Linked DNA regions of Mus musculus: region 2 is linked to region 1. A link is a loop called in an ENCODE intact Hi-C map of the cell type or tissue named here. Cell type or tissue: left cerebral cortex. All regions are shown on one strand.

The links. A loop is a pair of places that touch in the nucleus more often than their neighbours do. Peaks named below come from ENCODE experiments on the same cell type or tissue, not always from the same donor. Only the 100,000 strongest peaks of a DNase experiment are listed, where the experiment ranks them.
Region 2: a loop joins it to region 1, with 6 times the contacts of the local background. A loop is called at or near these places in 11 of 42 quality-filtered maps.

What each region holds. Positions count from the first base shown.
Region 1 is chr11:111,063,773-111,066,272 of GRCm38, reverse strand. It overlaps Kcnj2 (potassium inwardly-rectifying channel, subfamily J, member 2), which reads right to left and starts at 109. Exons shown (of 2, transcript NM_008425.4): 1 at 1-109. In left cerebral cortex, CTCF peaks have their summits at 124 and 1,450; DNase peaks (open chromatin) are centred at 189, 1,010, 1,184 and 1,385; H3K4me3 peaks cover 1,637 bases; H3K27ac peaks cover 1,273 bases.
Region 2 is chr11:110,571,479-110,573,978 of GRCm38, reverse strand. No RefSeq gene overlaps it. Among named protein-coding and RNA genes, the nearest start is that of Gm46300, 21 kb to the right of the region's middle. In left cerebral cortex, a CTCF peak has its summit at 1,241; a DNase peak (open chromatin) is centred at 1,234.

The sequences.
Region 1 (2,500 bases):
ATCCAGTGGTTTTTGTGAAAGAGAATGAGCCGAAGCAAGTGAGAATTCCCAAGACACTGCTTGCCGGTGCTGGGAAGGCTGCGCGCTGGCCAGGGCTCCAGTGCGCTCTGCGATAGCCTGGAGGCGGTCCTTGTGATAACCGGCCTTGTTGGCTCCGCCCTCTGCCCACTGTTGGCCAATCGGAGCGCACGTGGCTGCGCTTCCCCCGCCCCGGGAACCGCCATCAGGAGGAGGAGGAGGAGGATCTCTACACCCGCGGACCCTGGCTCTGCCAGCCTCGGAACCTGCTGTGGCTTCCTCTACCTCCTCCAGCTGCCTAGCCTGGTCTGAGAGTCCAGCTCTGGGCTGAGGAGGAGGAAGTCGCGGCCCAGAGGGTACAGCAACAGGTGGGAAGCTCAGCCTCCATGCGGCTGCCTAATTGCAGCCTGGCCTTGGGCAAAGCTTCCTACTGGGTTCTGTGAGACCCACACTTCCCGGTTTCTTTCCACAGTGGAGGCCGGCTGTACGTGTTCCTGTATAAGGGCCCGAGAGGTGTCAGTGCCTGGGAAAGACGTCTACAGCAGGGAGGGAATAAATAACCACTGGGGTGCGTCTCCCTCCAGCCCTTTTCCAGCCTGTAGACTGTGGAAACCCACAGAGCACTCAACTGCAGCTTGCGGATAATCCTTAAATTAAACCTGGAAAGGGTCCCGGGACCCGCACTCAATACCCTGCAAAATTTAGATGTGCTAGCGATTGCTTGTCTGACTGGGCCGTTTCTCCTCGCAAATGATGGTGAATTACTTACAAAAAAAAAAAAAAGAAAAAAAATGCGCCTAGACTTCTCTGGGATGTGTGGGGGAAGGGAGGGAGCCGCTGGTTCCTTTCGCCTTGTCCGCCCTCGCCCTCGATCTTTCTCTCCACCACCGCCCGGCAAGCTCTGCTCATGTAAAACCAGAACAATTAGAGAGTAATGAATTCTCTGGAACAGCAACTCCTACAGACTCTCAGCTCTGCCCTCGCTCCAGCGCCTCCCCGTCCTCCTTCCCAGCAACCAGGCAAGAGTACTGCAGACCTTCAAAAACCAGCCTCGGTTAGCACCTGCATCCTGACAATTTATAAATGAATTCTCCACTGAGTGTGTAAAGCAGGTGCATGTTATCTCTGAGTACATTGGTATCGTAGCGAAGCTTTGCTTTTAAAATGACATGATGCGTTTAGGAGTCTTTTATCTTCCACGGAGTTTTGCAGTCCGGTTTAATGAATATGCTTCAAGCACCCCAAAGCATCTGCCTACCTTTAACTTAAGCCCGTAAAGACTGCCTTGAGTCACCAAACAACCTCTACAAAATATTTCGCGTTCTAGGTGGTAGGAGCAGGGCACACTTTTATGTGTACGAGTGTTGAAAGGAGCCGTTCTGAGCTGCTGAGTGGATACCCACCTCCTAGTCCCACATCCGCACTTGGCCCCTAGGAGGTGCTGGTGAAATGTGCATAGATTTTCATTTTACCTTAAGAAGCCTGCCTCTTTTCCTAGCATGAGCAATACACTTAAGAGGGTGCAGAATGGATCATGAAAGCCCTGGGACTCTTTTGATATCCAAATGGCATTTCATTTGCTGAGGCTGAATCCCCATCAAGCCCCAATACTGAGGGTTGCCATTTAAGCCCTTGTATAATGGGATATTTTTTCCCACAAGGAAAGTCTTCTTTATCATATATTAAGTCATATATTATTTATAAATAGCTTGGGTTAAATCTGCAAAGATGACTATATTAGAACCCAGGTTGTAGCCTGAAGCGAAATGAATCCAGAGACGGAAAACGTTAACTCTTCCTTGACCAAGGCATAGAAAAGGAGTTAACAGCTCATTGATTTTTTTTTCTTCCTTTCTTTCTTCTGTGTTGTGACTCACTGCCTAAGTAGATGGTGAAGAGTTTTCCAAACTATAGGAACACCCCCACCCCTGCCCCCACAGGTTAGGATCTCTGTTAGAAATAGCCCAGCTACCCAGAGAAAGGAAGTATTTTCTAGTTTACAGTTGTTTTACTTAAATAGTTCACTCTTAGTAAAATGAATAAGCACCAGGCCAAGACAGCTTCATAGAGCGGGAAGATCATTAAAGAAATGAACACAATATCCTATGGTTTTGTTTGGTTGTGTAAGTTTTGCTGTAGAGGTAGATAAAGTAATAACTCTAGTCTTTCTGTTTACCACAGACTTTACTCTTAGCCCTCTCCTTGTGACAGGCCACAAGGCAGGTATCTTGAAGGAAAAAGTTCAGGAAAATTAGATTTTTACAGCAGCTTTCCAGTCTGAATAGAAGATTTCCCTTCATTGTTAGTTAAACAAACATGAAGGATTTTAATTTTGACTAAAACATTTTCAGCATTTGATAGATAGACTTGCCTAGCTTCCCTGCATTTAAAAAAAGAAAAAGAACGTAACATTTTAATTAATAAATGGCTTTTCACTTTCTTCCCTATTTGGAAATCTCTACTCTGCCAAAGCATCAGGGTT
Region 2 (2,500 bases), 490 kb after region 1:
GGGATGTTAATGGGCTCAGTCTCGTAAGGGAGGCAGCCCATGTACTGAATAAATAAAGCTTCCTTTAATTAGTTTGTCTGTGATGATCCGGGTCAGTGGTCTTTCTCCTCACATCTTTAGGATTAACATAACCAGGAAAGTAGGCAGATCAAACAGATCTGCATGGCAGTTGCTCTGCTCCAAGAAGCTAAAGGGGTAAGGAGAGTAGCTCCATGACCTTTTATGGGCTGTTCGCATAGTGTCTGCCTTTGTTATGTTCACTGAAGGCGCAGGCTCTTTCAAGGGAATGACCCCTTGGTTAAATGAAGCCCAGTGGACTAGAGGATTCTAGTCTTGCCTGCCTCCTGTTGGTACCCTTCATAGATTAATCTCTGAATCCCCACCTCCAACCTCTTCTCTGTTCCCCCTCAGCATTATCTGCAATCGTTAGTATTTATTAAGTGTCTATATAATTATGACTTGATATGCCTTTTCCATAAAACACATTTCCTACACATTCACAAAACAGAATGTCATTTCTTCTGGCGCCTTGACTTAAGTGTGTTCGTCTTCTGTTAACAGGATTAGATTCTGTCCCAAGCTGAGGCTGACTCCGTGGGTGATGACTTAAGCAGATGACATGGCTGGAAGTTGCTCCTTCTATTGAACCTGCCTGACGGATGTGGCCCACACCACTGTCCCCTATTCTGCAGGTTGTCAGTGGTTGGTTCGACGTTCCTGTGTTCTCAGCTATAATGTTGGTCTTTCCACCGAGGCAGTTTTATTTCCTGACAGGCAGTATGGTTTATAAAAGCCAATGCTATTGGGAAAATATGCCAAATGCACAGGTTATGCGGTCGGTGGAAAACAGGCATTAATGGAAAAGGGACTAAAACCAAAGTCTCTTCCGAGTGCTATTTTGGAGCCTCTGGTTTTCCTGTGGAATTCCGAGTCAGTCGTGATTGCAAAACCAAAAGACCAAACAGAATATTAGAATTGCAAAGGACCAGGAGTCGTCGACTTTACAAATAGGTAAAGCCTACATCGTGCTTCGTGGGTTTTCGGTTTTAAGTCAGAAGACGCGAGTGGTGCTGGACAGTCTGGGGGTGATGAATTTGAATTTCTGTATTTTTTTCCTTTATTCAAATCTTCCTTCCCGTGTCTATAACCAGACTCCTTAGAAAGATTTCACGTTCATAGCCTTTGAACACATGTGCAGGCTTGCAGAGGCTGCTCATGTGCAGCCTGTGGTTGCCAGCGCCACCTAGCTTCCATATTTCCTCAAGTCAAACGTTTTAGAAAAATCCTAGGTAAGCCCTCATCAGAGTTCAGCACTCACCTCAGAGGTTCTGAATGGTGGAGGTTGAGAGAGAGTCAGAACAGCGAAACTGCTCCGAACCATTGCCTGAGGGAGAGGCACATCCTCTGACCCTGTGGAAGAAGGAAATAGGTAGGGTTGTCATTCTCTCAGGGCACTCCCTGCCTGCCTTTGTTTGACAGATCTTCTCACTCAGTGGCATTGGATAATATGCAGGAGAGTTGCTTCTGAAACTTAGCTACTAGGTTCTAAATCGGAATGAGTTCTAGGGGAGTCTGCATAAGGCTCACACTACCTGACTACCTCCCCATGAGGAAGCTCAAACGTGCCACTTACCATAAGATTATTTTGAGCTGGAAGCAATTGAGAGACAACTCTCGCCTCTCCCCATCTTCCTAATCATAGGGCATAAATTTCCCCTTATTAATATGTCTCCCTTGCACACAATGAGAAGACGAAAACAAGCCTATCATAGAGGCAAGGGATACTCTTGATAACTTTGCCCAGTTGTTCCATACTCTGTAGCTTTGCTCTCCGGAGTTTCAGTTACCCACAGTCAACGCATTAAATAGAAGAGTTCAGAAATAATTGATTCATAACCTTCGGCCTTGTCTCTGTTAGCCTTCTGCCACTGCTAAACTAGCTGCGATAAATAACTTCAAAGGGATGCTTATATTGGCTTGTGACTTTAGAGGTTTGGGACTATCGTTAGTTGTTCCACTATCTCTGGGTCTGTGGTAAGACATAAGAGCAAGGCAGGGAGTGAAGTTAATCACTTTGTGGTATCTAGGAAGGAGGTGGAAGTGAACCAGAGATATGGTATAGACACTCCAAAAATACACTCTCAAGGCTCCATCTCTGAATATACAAGCCAAAAAATTATGATCTCCTTAATGGGCTGATTCATAGAGCCACCGTGATCTAATCGCCCACTAAATCCCATCTCTGAGCGTGGTGGAACAGGAAATCAAGTTTTCAACACTCAAGTCTTAGGGAGACATTTCATATGCACACCATAGCACATACTATTTGGATTATGTAAACAGATCCCCTATCATCTGTTCTGTACAGCCGAAGATGTGACTCTCCCCTTGTTCAAGGTACCCATACTGTGCACACTTATGTGTATGCTGGGGACTCAGTAGCTGCCACTGCTATGCAGTCAGCTGGAATGACCGTGCATTGATGTTTGTTTGTTTGTTT